3 separate regions of the Mus musculus genome follow, and all the other regions are linked to region 3. Evidence: chromatin loops called from intact Hi-C (ENCODE). Cell type or tissue: left cerebral cortex. All regions are shown on one strand.

Evidence for each region. Peaks named below come from ENCODE experiments on the same cell type or tissue, not always from the same donor. Only the 100,000 strongest peaks of a DNase experiment are listed, where the experiment ranks them.
Region 1: it touches region 3 in a loop (1.8-fold over the local background); 2 of 42 quality-filtered maps call a loop at or near these places.
Region 2: it touches region 3 in a loop (2.2-fold over the local background); 2 of 42 quality-filtered maps call a loop at or near these places.

What each region holds. Positions count from the first base shown.
Region 1 is chr12:81,029,536-81,034,535 of GRCm38, reverse strand. The region is part of intron 1 of Smoc1 (SPARC related modular calcium binding 1); the gene reads right to left. Among named protein-coding and RNA genes, the nearest start is that of Smoc1, 5.2 kb to the right of the region's middle. In left cerebral cortex, no CTCF peak of the experiment used is centred here; DNase peaks (open chromatin) are centred at 693 and 2,799.
Region 2 is chr12:81,022,793-81,027,792 of GRCm38, reverse strand. Smoc1 (SPARC related modular calcium binding 1) reads right to left here and starts at 985. Exons shown (of 13, transcript NM_022316.2): 1 at 635-985. The coding sequence starts at 730. In left cerebral cortex, a CTCF peak has its summit at 2,589 (motif pointing left); DNase peaks (open chromatin) are centred at 636 and 1,027; H3K4me3 peaks cover 646 bases.
Region 3 is chr12:81,137,983-81,142,982 of GRCm38, reverse strand. It overlaps Smoc1 (SPARC related modular calcium binding 1), which reads right to left. Exons shown (of 13, transcript NM_022316.2): 5 at 4,971-5,000. Among named protein-coding and RNA genes, the nearest start is that of Mir3067, 26 kb to the left of the region's middle. In left cerebral cortex, no CTCF peak of the experiment used is centred here; DNase peaks (open chromatin) are centred at 1,925 and 2,147; H3K27ac peaks cover 201 bases.

The sequences.
Region 1 (5,000 bases), 110 kb after region 3:
CTTTTCTCTTCCCACTCCACCCCCAAACAGGGTTTCTGTGTAGCCCTGGCTGTCCTGGCACTCACTCGTAGACCAGGCTGGCCTCAAACTTAGTGATCTGCCTGCCTCTGCTGTTTGAGTGTTGGAGTTTAAAAGCATGCGCTTCTATCACCATCACCACCACCACCATCACCACCACTCCCTGCCTTCCACATCTTTCACATGCAGACTGGTTATTTATAGGAGGGCAAGGTTGCTCAGAGGCATAAGGTATCTGTCGGGTTCTGAGTCACCTGATGCATAGCCTGATTAACTGGGGAAATCTCCACTGGAACCAGAGCTGCCTTCCCTGCAGAGTGGAGGCTGCCCCACACTGGCCCTGCGAAAGGAAAGCAGAAACCAACCAAAGAAATATTAAAAATTCCACACGGCTCCAGACCTTTAATAAGCTAAGGCAGTGGCCACAGGGAAGATTATTTTGTGATCTAGCAATTGAGTTTGGAATGATGTCAGAGCAAAGGAAAAGCCAATTCGTTGCTAGAATGACCTGTGGGTCTTCGTGGGAATGGCTGGAAGCGCTCCTGGAGACCCAATTCTCTCATCCCCCGGGTGACTCACAGCTGTGCAGAGCACGTACCGTGCACAATGCTAACCCTGTTTGGCAGGCTTCACGGCAGCTCCGATCGATTTCTCCTCAGCAACTCAACCCTTGTCCTCTTCCAAACAGCTCAGTGACAAACACAGAAGGAGGGGCCCTTCCACACTGACAAGCCTCACCACTGGCAGCCATGCCAGAACTTGGCCGCCTGAACAATAAATCTCTATGTGGTCTGGAGAGAAAGGCCACCCTGTACCTGCTGTGTGCAGGACTCTACACCCACCCAAGCCCCTGGAACGTGGAGAGAAGGGAGGATGTGGGACCCAAGGCCCCAGTCAAAAGAGAAACAGTTCTCCGGCTTCCATCGCACAGAGGCTGCTCAGGAGTCACACCAGCTAGGATACAGCTATACTCAGAGGAACTAAGAACATATATGCTTGTGGTTAGGATCCATCCTAACCTACATACCAAACGAAGCAGCGTGACATCTTCTATAAGTTTATACCTTACTAAAAAATAAAATTAAGCTTTAAAGAAATTCTTTTACCTACACAAAATTATCCTTGGCTAGGCCAACTGCTATCCACATTTGTGCCTGGACCTAAGAACTGAATCAATGATAATACTCCTTTCCTAGTGGGACACATTAGATAAGGACACATCTGGAAGAAGAGAAAGAAACAGAGGGAAGGAAGGAGCCCCTGGCCCTGGGAACTCATATTTGGCCTCAGGTGCAAAGAACTGAATTAATCATAGTTCTTAGTTTATGACGTACTTTGATTTGTGCGGGGCGTATTTTACTTTTTACTTAATCAGCTATTATAACTTTAATAATGGACAAGAAGATTGGAGCCACCCCCTCTTATTCTCACTAAATGTACTGAAGCTGACCATATGATTTCCCCACCAATCTAACCCTTCCACCCTATGACTCATTCCAAGCCAGCATCCTAGTTACTTTGATTTTCTGGTTTAGCTAGTTTTATTATAGATACAGATAAAAGATGTCACCCTGCCTCCTTTGGTATGTTTCTTTTCTTGAATATTGCTTTGCTGAGAGTCATCAACTTTCACCTTTGTGCGTACGGACATGTCCAATGTATATGTGTGCATGTGGGTGACATGTGTAAATGTGTGCATGTATGTGTTGTAGTAGGCGATTAATCCTGCTCAAATCACCCTGCCAGCGACATGAATTCCTTGCTGCCCACCCCAATGCTCTGAGTTCTCAAATGAAAGACACATACACACACACACACACACACACACACACACACACACAGCCTTATATTTAATATGCCTTAAGTAGCTCCATGGCTGCGCCACTCCAAACCTTCACGCAGCTAGCACACTCTCCCCTCCGATATTCCTGAATTATTACTTACTAAAAGCTATATTTCATCCTGGCCACCCTGGAACCAGGCCTGCAGCCCTCCTGGGCCATGATCCCTGATTTCTTACATGGTGGCAGACTCTGTCCTACACTTCTCAGGCCTGGTCTTTCTACCTTCCCACCATGGCAGTTCTCCATCCTCTTCCTCTCTCAGTCCCCTTGCCCATGAATCCTCAAGTCCCACCTCTGTCTCCTGCCCAGTCACTGGCCACCAGCAACCTTATTTATCAATCAGAAGCAACTAGGGGCAGGGACCCTCGAGTATCTTATATGCAAATTCTCACATGTGGATTCTCATGCAATGTGGGGGACTCAATTAACATAATATAAGCATTAGACCAAATCCACAACATGTGTGTCCATGAGTGTGAGTACAGAAGCCCATGTTGAGGTCAGAGGTCAGCTTCAATTGTCAATCCTCATCTCCCACCTCCTTTCTGGGGAGACAGGGTCTCTTTGTTGTTTCGTCACTACAAATGCCTCAGTAGCTGGCTCAAGAGCTTCTAGGGATTCTCCCATGACTATAGAAATACTGGAATTACAAATATACAGTACCAACCCTTCATAGAAATACAGGAATTACAGATATATAGTGCCAACCCTGACTTAAAGTGGGTTCCGGGGATTTGAACTCAAGTCCTCATATTTGCATAGCAAGCACTTTACCTACTGAGCCATCTCCCAACATCTCACATGGGGCTATTGTTCCTATGTTTGGCGCAAGTAGACTTTTTCACAGTGTGAATTCCTCCCAGTTTGTTCGTCTGTCCTCCCACTAATGGGCAGCTGGGCTCCTTCCAAGCTTGTGGGAAAAACATCACAGTGGCACACAGTTGCATCCTTGCCGGCCTGAGCTTCTCCGAGGCACATGTGCCTAGGAGTAGAATTGCTAGGCTGCACCAAATGTAACTCCTCAACTTCAGAGACGCGATGATAGCAAATTGGCCATGGTGCCTAGCCTAGCACTTCTTAGAGGAGGGTTACTTCCCCCAACCTCCTTCGTTTGGTTTCTTTAAGTGTCACATACCAGCTCTACCAAAATGTTTAAATCGAGCTCTCATCTTAGCCCTTGAGCAGCAGCATCTCAGGTGAACTTTCCTTCGTGGAAAGAAGAAGGATTGGACAACAGGAAGAATATCTAAGTAGAGCAAAGAGCCTAGTGCTGACACCGAGGTAGGACAGTCTGATTGATGGGAAGAAAGGGCCCAGAAGCTGTTTTCCTTTTGACAAACAGGAGTTAGACACGGAGGTTTTGGGTAGAGGAAAAGCCAATGTCCCATCTAAGATGCTCAGTCACCCTCCTCTGCCCTCACTCAGCCCAGCTTGTGAGCCAGTCACTGCAAATGGCAGTTGGATGAGGGGGTCCAGACCAGATATCACCATACATGGCCAAATGCATATCTGTACCTGCCGGGCAAACGTTTTACAGTCTGACCAGCACACAGATTGAGTCAGCTTCCTCATCTGCTTCAAAGAGCTTGCAAGGTTCCTCATTTCTAAGATGGGATCAGGCATGAATTGTCCTGGCAGGAAGGGATGGATCACAGTGGCAGGAGATGCTCACTGCAGAAGGAAGGACTCAAAAGTTGACAATTGCCAGGAGAGCGATGTTGGAGCTGGAGTTGAGGTAAGAAGAAAGAGAGATTGCCGGGCACCGGGCACCGTGGCAATCTCAGTGCTCTGGAGGCAGAGGTAGGCAGATCTCTGCGAGTTCAAGGTCAGCCTGTTCTATATTGCAAATTCCAGGCCATCCAGGATTACATAGTGAGACCTAAATAAAGGGTGGGGGAGCAAAGAATACACTTAATTATGAACTCAGTTTCTGACTCACATCCTTGGCTTTCCCATATTCTCCTATTCCTCACATTGATTTTATCTGGTTTGGTTTGTTTTTCGAGACAGATTTCTCTGTGTAGCCCTGGCTGTCCCAGAACTCACTCTGTAGACCAGGCAGCCCTCGAACTCATAGAGATCTACCTACCTGCCTCTGGAGTACTGGGATTAAAGGTGTGCACCATCACTGTACAGCCTCTCTCATATTTCTTAAATGTTTCCAGCTTCTGGTCTTACTCAAACACCAGTGTTGCTTAGAGATCATTAAACATTCGTTATCTGTACTCTTTCTAGCTTTCATTCCACAAACACTGACAGAGTAAATCTCTCCCAGGTGCCTGGACCCATACTGAGTTCTGGGGATACATGGATAGACAAGATGGGTTCAGTCTCAGCCTCCATCCCATCCCTACCCTCAAGGGCAGATAGAAGATTAAACAAACACTGTTCACTTGGTCTATGCATCACTCAGACTTCATCCGCCTCTCCCTCTCGCCCTTTCTCCCCTGAAACATTTTTCAGTAAGTTTTGCAGGATGAAAGAAATGGCCGCCTGCTACATAATCTGAAGGATGCTGACCAGCTTCCCAGACAGCTAAGTGGCTGCTTAGACCTCGGAGCATCAGGTGCTTCCTATAGAGCAACCTCCAATCTGATATTTGATAGCTGGTGGTTTCCAGAGTCAAACAAATGTCAGAAATTTTATGAAGGGAGGCAGGAAGCAGAAAGGGGGCAAGGATTGGGGTCTAGGCCCCAAGGGAGCTCAATTAGTGAGTCAGATAGTTAAAGCGAAAGGGCATGTTCTCGGTTTCCTAGAAAGCCAGCTGGGAAAGATGGCAATCCTTAAGCTTCTGTCACTCAAAAGATTAAGAGAGGAGACCTCGGGTGCCCAAAGGGAATTCTGCAACAAGCCAGATGTTTCTGCTCTTCCTATGACCCTGTGGCTCTTGACCAGAGCCACATTTCTGGGGAAGCTGGTATCTTTTGAGACAGGGTTGAAATCCAAGCATAATTCTTTACCAACATGGATAAGAAAGATTGCTCTGCAGCTTCTCCTGGTGCAATGGGGTTTAGAATTGTTTCATGGAGTCGCCTTTCTCTTTAACTGGAAACACACAATGTAACTCATGCAAACCACCCAGATATAGATAGATAGATAGATAGATAGATAGATAGATAGATAGAGAGATAGAGAGAT
Region 2 (5,000 bases), 120 kb after region 3:
CATTTCGTGTGGTTCAGAAACTCCAATCAGATCAAGGTTCAACCGATCCAACCCAGGGGAGAAGTTCTTCCGAACTTCTCCACGGCTCCCTACCCCTGCCACTCCTCCAGGGCCAGGCCAGCAGGAGGGGGGCATTAAAATTATCTGCTGTGGGTTTTACGAGCAGCGATTGCTTTTTAAAACAACAACAACACAAGGTCCTTGTGTGGCTCGCGGGTAACCTAAAACTCTCTAGGCAGAGTGCCCCCCCCCGCCCCTTCTACACACACACACACACACACACACACACCCTCTGCCTGCCAAGAAAGCCAGCTCGAGGGACTGGTGCAGCGACAACATAGGGAAACTCTGCTCCAGCCAAGGCCGAGATCCCACCGACCTAGGAGGCCCAGGAGAAAAACCTCAGGAGAAGTTCGAGAAAGAAAACCCACCGGTGACAGGTCGTGGGGAGTCAGTGCTACAAGAAAAGGCGGGGAAGGAGGGGGGCAATGAAATTTTATTTCAGCAACTTCTCCAAGAGGCCTGCAAGGGACTAGACGGTAAAGTCGAGGACAAGGTCTGACACCTCCCTTCCCCCTCCTGTAGATGAGCGGCCAAGCGCAGGTGGGCGCGCGCAGCTGGGAGACGCACTTACCCTGGGGCCGGTGGTGCGGTGGCCGCCGGCCGGGGACAGCTGCACCAACACGAGCAGCAAGTGGGGCGTGAGCAGACGGACGCGCGCGGGCAGCATGGTGCCAGCGGAGCCGGGCAGCCACGAGCGGGCAGCGGGCAGGGGGGCTCAGGCTAGCTTCAAAGCACTTGGGGAGGTGGGGACCCTTGCAGCAGCTGGGAGTGGCCGAAGAGCCAGCGGCAGGGGCTGGAGGAGCCTGCGCCCGGGGTCACGGTCATGAACGGCGGAGGCCCGGAGCTGGAGTGCGAGCGTGTGCTCTGCGCGTGGCGCCTGCTGCGCTCGGCGTGGCCGCGGCGACAGCAGGTTGGATGCGGGAGCTCGGGCCATGGGAATTCCCGTTATAAACCCCGGGAGGGGAGGGGCGGGGCCCGGAGAGGCTGACTGACGGGTCGAGAGGCCTGTAGCAGCCGACCCTCCGGCAGGTGGAAGCCAATGGGAGAGAGATGAGAGGGGCGGTTCGTGGTCAGTACCCCACCCCACCCCCACCCCCACCCCCACCCCCACCCCCACCCCCCACCCCCCCAGGAGCTACACTGGCTTCCCGGCCACAGTGGGCTCCAGCAGAGGCTGGGATAAAGAGTAACTTTTTCTCAGCAAGTCCTCGCTGGGAACCTCCGCGCGCTCCAGCAGCCTCAGTCCCTCCTGAATGGTCACCTGGATAGTAAAGAAGCCTTACACACTTATCGTGTGTTAGTTCTTAGGCTTGAGTTGTCGCAACAGCTCCATGAAGCAGGCAGGGAAAATAGCTCCAAATGACCCAAAGTCCTTGAGAAATGTTTCCCGGAGGCCGCAAAATCAAGGGCAACCTGGGGAACCACCAGGTGCGGCCCACAGAGTGAGCTGCGACCTACGGGAAGAGGTATTCATTTATTTCAAAAAGAAAAAAAAAATCTCCTTACGGGTGACACCCAAGTTCCACAGCGGCTGCCTGAGATAATTCTGACGGAGGCGAACCGAAGCAGCCTAAGGTGGGTCCCCCGAGGGTCCAGTAAACTACCCCTATGGCCCTATGGTCCATGTGACCTGCGGTCAGAACCCGGGCATCTTGGCTAATCAGTCTGAACTTAAAGAACACAGGAGCAGCTTCTCTGTGGCCTAACAACGCTGGGGCGGAGGCCGGGGAGGAGAGGGCAGTCCCAGGAATCCTGGTCCCATATTGGGAGGAGGAAAGTTATGAATGGAGGAGATGGAGGAGTGTTCTGTGAGCACAGATATCCTAGAGACCTCCAAGGAGCAATTTCCTGGGAGCCCAAGCCTGGATTGTATAGGTCAGCTCTAAGCAGGCCTATCAGGTGCTAGAGCTCTTTCCATAGTGGTCCAAGAGGCCACCCTGAAAATGGTAACAGCTACATCGCATCACACACACTCACTTCAACCCAACAAAGTGTCTGCTGCCTTCCCCGCAAGAGACCCGTGATTATCTCCAAAAGTGGAACACAACTCTTCGTGCTTGATTTCCACCGGTCCAGGCCCGTCCCTTCGTGAAGAAAGATCCATTTCTCTAACCAGATTGAAATAAAGCCCAGGTTTCACAGCTCCCTGACTGCCCTGAGAGGTCCTGACAAAGATTAGCTCTGCTCCCTTCCAGCTTCTCTTCTCGATTATAAGAGCAAGCTAACCCTAACCCCCATCTGGCTGCATACAGACAGCCTTCACCCTACAGCCAGCCAGTCTTCCTGAACAACAAACCAGAATGCACCACTCTCTGTTCAAGGGGCTTTGCACCTCCCCCATCAGCCTCAGACGGGAATGTCCAGGCAAGAATAAAGGGTTCTTCAAACTAAAATGAAGCACATTTCTAAAAAAAAAAAAAGTGTCATGTCTCTCCCACCTGGACTCAGTGGCTTGATCATATTTTAGAGCCAGAACCCACCACCACTGCCATGGGGGTGAAATTCCAGTTCTGCCATCTAGTGGTAAAACCTTGAACTCACTCTGTTTTCCCCCTCTGTAAAATGGGAGCAAAAAATGGCGTCCATGCCATGTGTGTCTATGTGTATGTTATTGCCAAGACTAAAGGAGATTAAAGTGAGTATAGCCCTTAAAATGGTATAGGAAGAAAACAAGCCAATACTTCATAGTACTTTGTGCTCATGGAGTGAATATTTCTACTTTGCAAGCAGGTCAAAGGGCAATGCATGAGATCGACTTGTCTGATGGCCTCATCTGGTTAGTAGATGACCAAGCCAATTTCTAGACTAGGTTTTTTGGAGTCCTATTCTATCTCCATGGAGTCACATGGAGTCTCCCGCCTCTGTGTCACTGGGAATTTCTCTGGAGACTCGTCTTCACGAAGCATCATGCAGCAAAGGTCAGGCCTTCCTGAAACATCCCTTGTGATGAGGAATACTGGAGATTTAACAAGCTGGGCTTGTGACACTTGTCCAGCCCTGAGTGTGCATGTGGCGCTTAGGCAGTGTTCATGCACCTTCAATGTTTGCCAACAAGGGGCGCAGCAGGCTGCCCGGTGTCTCCTGACTGCCACCTGGCCACTTGCAGCCGTGGAGCCGATCCGCTGCCTTCTGGAGCTGGAATTATTGAGAAAGCTGTTGGAGTCAGCAGACATGCTCAGATGGCCCCTGGTATCTGGCAGTATGAAGCCCCCAGAGGGAAGCATTGCAGTAGTGATTTCCATCCTCAACCCCCAAATGATACTTTCCAGCCAGAAAACTCATTTCCAAATAGTCACTGGTCCAAAAGTCGACATAGTGCTGGCCTTCAAGCATGTAGCTTAATTTAAAATACAAGCAACTGCTTTCCAGTTACTTTGCTCCGTGAGTATTTTCTTTCCTGCTGCTTGGCGGGCTGCACTGTGGTCGCCATTCTTGGGATACACTCCCAGCTTCTCCAAAAGCCAGAGAAACGCAGAAGCCCCAGAGAACCCCTAGTTCTAAATAGCATTTCTCTATCAGCCAGGCTCCGTCTTGTGATCCAATCAATCAATCAATCAATCAATCAATAAATAAATAAATAAATAAATAGGCAAAATTGACAAGTTGTCTTTTCCTGGAGGCCAAGTTTATGACCCCAGAATAAATCTAGCTAGCCTGGCAACTGGTCAGTCCAGTTTTAGTCATACTCTATGCCTCTGCGACTTCTCATTTTAAGAGGATATTTCAGTGGAAGAAGAATAATATTTTATATTATAACTAAAGTCTGGGGGCCTCAGCTCTACAGCACTAGAGGAGCATGCTGGTTTGAAACGTCTTGACCTTTTGTCCTATTCAGAACAGCAACATTCTAGCAAGCACAATGTTTATTGTTAAAGGGGATCTTTGGATACACACATTGTCCTACAATTTAACTAAGACAGAGAGCAGATAGGTACTTAGAGACCATATCTAAAAGCAAAGCTTGCATTGTCTGGGAACTCAAAGAGCAAGGTGATATTGTCATCTACCAGGCAGCCTGATCCCCAATAAGTGCTGAAGCAAGAGGATCCGAAGCTTCTGCAGTGTCACTGAAGTTCGATTTATGATCGCGCCACACTGTTGCAGCTGGAACTGAGCTCGTGTGTCTAAGGTGAGGAGTCTTGTCAAAAGCATTTCTGAGCTCAGGAATATGGAATACTGAGACTAAACTTGCAATTTGGTTAAGGTAGGCTATGTATTAATCTTACTTTGCAAATGAGGCTTATCCACGGAACTTAACCTTACCAAGGTCCTTTCTTGAATAGAACAACAAATAATTTAGAAGCTTATCTCTCTCTAATCTAGATTCCCATCTACATTCTGTCATAATAAACAGCTTCCATCTGGTGGCCCAAGATGGATGCATAAGTCCTAGCCACACATACATTTTCCAATGAACAAGAAGAAAAAGGGGGCCAAGCAGTGGTGGCGCACACCTTTAATCCCAGCACTTGGGAGGCAGAGGTAGCGGATTTCTGAGTTCGAGGCCAGCCTGGTCTACAGAGTGAGTTCCATGATAGCTGGGGCTATACACAGAAACCCTGTCTCGAAAAACAAAAAAAAAAAAAAAAAAAAAGGAAAAGGGAGAAAGAAGAGTGTCCTCGCCAGAAGCTACACTGTATTATAGTTCCTTGACTACAACTCTTTAAGCATCCAGGTAAACATAAAGGGTTACTGAGGAAGGAGAACACCTTTGGCAGTAGAGGTTATCAACATTATGTCAGATAAAAGGTCTTTAGCTCCCTCAAATTAAATATATATATATGGCTATTGAGCATTAAATGTGTGCCCCTTCCACAAAAATTCCTCTTGGAACCCCATCCTTTTCATGTAGAAAAGAACTTCAAGAGGTCATTGGGAGTAGATGAGGTCATAGGGGTGGAGTGCCCAGAAAATGGGATTCATGCCTTCAAACAAGT
Region 3 (5,000 bases):
GGTTCTAAGACTCTAGAAACTGTTGGTCCCTGAAAGGCTCACACCCACTTGAAGATTATGTCCATCACAAAGGCTTACTTGTCCTGATGGGAACCCATAAAACAAGGCTGGGGTTCTCACCAATTTCACTCAAGACTACAGCCTCACTAGCTATGAAAAACAGGAGCCTTTCGAGCTCCAAATAAACATGTACCCAACAAAAGAAGCAGACACAGAACACCAACAGTTACTAATATCACCAGGGACTCAAATATGCAGCCACAGGGTAAAAACATAGACTCAAGGGTGATGCTTCATGTATAGGCTACCCCTGGACAGCCAGCCTGGTACATCTCAATCAGGCTTAGGACACTAGAGCACATCTCCTTCAGGTCTGCTCATTACCCCTGCCCTCAACTGTTAGGCCAAGTTTGGAGGCTGCAGAGCGCATCTCTTTTATATGGAATACCTGCCGACCATCACCCCTGCCCTAAGCCACCCATCAATACATTCTGACCCACGTCCTCAGGGGCACAGGTCCCAGGTTGGCATCCTTCTGCAGGCCAGACTCCACAAGATCCTCTAAAAATAGAGACACAGACAGGGACCTTGGGGAAATAATTGTGACTCACTCCTTACTCAAGGCACACTCTGTGGAGCAGCCAGTGAGGGATTAAAAAGAACTCTCTACCCATTAAAGGTGAGTTGGACTCAGAAGCTCTGACCTATTCTGAGACTGGCTTGACAAATACAGAAATTTCAGAAGGAAACCTTATGGAATCTATATTCATGATTTTGTTTCTTTCTCACTTGCTTTAAACAACAAACTCTCAGACCCCTTATAGGAAAATGAGAAATTTTCAGAAAACTTCCTCTGACAACCCTTGCCTTTCACTGGCTGGCAGTCCCAGCATCAGCCCAGCCGCAGGACTCTGTGACTCTGAGCCATCAAGAGGGACACTAAAAACCCCGCTCTGCACATGCTCTCTGGATCCCTCCATCCACATTGTTCTTTATCTCTCTCCAGTCTCCTCAGGTAAGTTGAGAATTGTCATCCTGGTACCTCATGGTACCAGGCAGTGCTCCACCCCCCTGCCCTCACCCCTGTGTCACCCTGCGAGCTCACCTAGAGTTCTTTACATCCTAGCCCAAAAAGAAACAGGTAAGAAAAGCTCACTGCCCACCTCGACACAGGCTGCCCCAGACCAGTCAGTAGTCTGGAAGCTCAGCCTGCTTCCCAGCCACTGCCCTTTGGACTACATCAGTGAAAACCCCTAATCAGTCCATCTCTCAGCTCCTGCGGCCTCCAGCTGTTTTAGCAGTAGAGCCTCAGAGCTAGAGGGACTGCCTGGGTACTCTTCCTTTCTTCAGATCCGCCTCCGTGGCATCAATAAAACACATGTGGGTGCAGGTGTGCACCACCCCCCATGCACACACCCCACCCCCATCTGTCTTCAAGAACCCAGGACCAGAGGAGGAGAGGAGGGGGCAGCAGGATGGGATTGCCCCAGATCAATGGATATTTGAAACTCAAACACATGGCCCAGGCCCTACACTGCGCGTGTTAATTACCACACATGTGCCCATAAAGGAGTCCGTTAAATACAAGGGGCACAAAGAACAGAGCGAAGAGAGGACATTCCTGGGGATTAAGTAAATAGTCTGAAGTTGTGACCCTCCTCCCCTCCTGCAGCAGGAGCATCTGGGGAAGATAACAGTGCCCACCTCCTCCCCCACTTCTTCCCTCGGGCCCCACACCTGTGAACCTAGGCCCCCCAGCCTAGCCAAGCAGTGGTGACCTGCTGCTGCCTGGCCGCCCTCCCTCATGCTATCTCTCTGGCTGTCCACCCCCAGCTCCCTGAACTCGGCCTTTCTCCTCCTCTCCTTCCAAGGCCTAATTCCTGGCCTGCGACCAGACTCTGAGCGGTCGCACAATGCATCTTTTCATTCCCTCTAGGCAGAGAGAACTGATCCTTCCCAGCCCCACCAATGGGGTATGTTCAAGAAGGCAAGAGAGTTTGGGGAAGAGAGAAAGTAGGTCCCATCCCTGCCTTGCACCCACATCCCTTACACCCACAGACCTAAGGCTCTACCTTCCCTGCAGTCATACCCCTTGCACTCCCAGGAGCCAGACCCACACCATTGCTCTGCCAGCCCCAACTCTTGAGAGATGCCTTGTGGGAGAAGCCACATGTGGGCATGAGCTCAGACAAGGGCCCTTTGTGCTGTCCCACCTGCTGCCCTGCGGAGCACATTCCATTCTTCAGTTCAGCTGAAAGAGGAACCTCTGCAGGTCGACACAGGATATTACGAATGCCCTCTCACACCCTGTCCCCATTCAAACCCCAGCTTCCTAGGCAGGTGTGGCTTCAAGTGGCCCTTCCTACAGGTGGTCCAAACTTGCTTTCTCTATATGCTTATGGCAAAGAAATGATCCTGTACCTAAACTGATCCTCTAAGTGGAGGGAAAAGGAGACCCCTGTGCAGAGTTCAGATCCCCAGGGTAGAGTGAGATCTAGCACACACCGTCACCCACCGCTTGGCCTGTCCTTCGCCTCCACTGGACCCCGCAGGAAGAAGTAAGCCAGCCATCGGGGCAAGGAAGCAAAGACCTGGGAGCTGACAGTAATGGCACCAACCTGTGGGTCGGGACCCCTTTGGAGGGTCGCATCTCAGATAGCCCGCATATCCGATATTTACACTACAATTCATAACAGCAGCAAAATTACAAATATGAAGTAGCAACAAAATAATTTTATGCTTGAGGATCACCACTGTTAGCATCAGAAGTGTTTTACAGTTAGCCTCTGAATTCAACGATGACATCATCCCTAGGCGACAAGGACCCTCCTTCTTCTGTTGCCAGGGCGGCATTCACTGTGTATGTCTCACCTGCATTACCTGTGCGCGGTGGTGTGCATCATTACCTGGCAACTACATCATGGCCCAGATAAAAGACAGAGACCTGCCCCATCTCTCTCTTTTCTCTTCCTCACTTCTTTCCCCCTTCAACAACGAACCTCTTTCGTGAGAACTGCGCTGGCTCGGCGTAAAACAAGCCACCTTTCAACAAACAACCACAACACAAGGGACTGTATTAAAGGGTCACAGCATTAGGAAGTCTGAGAACCACTGATCTAGAGGGAAGCTTCATTATTAGCATCACCCTAGCAGAGTCAGGCTCCTGAGCCCTCCTCCAGGTCTGCTGGCTGATCCTGGTCTAAGAGGGACAAAGGGTGTTCCCTGCTATCTACTGTAAATGCCATTGGCATCTGAAGCGTTGATATGCAGCATTAAGCAGAATGAAAGCAGGCCCTATTCCCAAACCTCCAGGTGCGTTGCCAGGGACATCGCTGGTGAAGTCAGATGTCACAGAGACATCCCTGCTCTCCCATCCTGGCATTCCTGGTCGCATCCCCAGCTCTGGGGAGGGACTTGAAAAGGCATCTCCTCCCTTCTTCTCACCTTCGTTCTTTAGAAAGAGAAGCCCCTGTAGGCACACTGTTTTCAGTCCACGCTCAGACCACCTGCTTCTTGAGGAACCATGTCTCAGAAATAGCTTCTCTGAGCCTTAACTCCGGCCCTCGGTGCAGCGGCAGAAACCAATGGCTGCCCTGGTCTCCATGTTGCTGTGTGATCTCTGTGCTGCTCACAGTAACCCCGTCTCACACATACACACACCAGGGACTCTTTTTTTTTTTTTTTTTTTTTTTGGTTTTTCGAGACAGGGTTTCTCTGTATAGCTCTGGCTGTCCTGGAACTCACTTTGTAGACCAGGCTGGCCTCGAACTCAGAAATCCTCCTGCCTCTGCCTCCCAAGTGCTAGGATTAAAGGTGTGCGCCACCACGCCTCCGGCTCACACCAGGGACTCTTATGAGCACTCTCTTTCCAAAGCCTAGGTGAGGTGAGAAGCCTCAAAGTCAGCCTGAGAGGACAGAAGCTCGGCAGCGCCCACGTGTGTGATGAGATGGGTAGGTGGCTGCTTTCCAGGCCGCTGTGTCTGCTGCCCCAGGAGCTGGCAGTTGTGAGCCTCAAATTGACCTCCAAACCAGAAGGATCAAGTAGCATACTGCAGGGACCAACTCACATCCAGAGTCCACTACAGCACTCAGACAAATACCAGCTATATAAAATGAGAGAACCAGACAGAAACAAAAATGTGGGCCCTTTGTTAAAAGGAGTAGGCAGAAGATACTGTCATTATAAATTCAAGATGGGAAACTTTACTCTCCCCAAGTATGTATGTATGTATGTATGTATGCATCTATCTATCTACCTCTTGAATTGTAATGGTAGTATGTAATTTGCTGGTTAATGTTGCTCTGGGTTTAGACCAAAAATAAAAAACAACAAAAACAATAACAACAACAACAGCAACAACAGGAAAACAGCCAAATCAAAAGCATCATACAAACTGTGTGATACTTCAAGAACAAAATGGCCTGGCAGCAGACATTTATCAGACCTGTCTCTTGCCTCTGTTCACGTCACCATCCTCTTGGCCTCAAGGCAACATGGTTGAAAATGTCAAGATGACTGCACTGGCTGCATACCCATGACATCATCCTGGCCTTCAGGAAGAGATTCTGGATACATCATGGAAAAGGTCGGGGCAGGAGGACACAGAGGAGCTTACAAACTGGAGAGCCAAGGTAGACGTGAGTGCTCTGCCTTCATCTTCTTCGGTTGGTAGTTGACCAACTGAACTTCCCAGAGAGCAGAGATCCGTAGGGCTCACATAAGGGTGGTCCCTACCCAACTCTGTGTCCCACACCGTCTCTGTCCTTCCTCAGAAACAATGACAGCTCAGTTGTCACTAAGATAGTCGTCACTATCTAAGCCATCCTTACCTCTGGTGCTTCAGAGAGGAAACTGGAAATGGGAGGCATGTTTAGCCACCCCCCCCCCGACTCCTTCCCTCTCACCTAAGAACCCTGCTTACTCTGGCTTTCAGGGCAAACATTTAGACAAAGCATAAAACTCCACTCACCTTTTCTTCCTGAATTACCCTGGCTCAAGG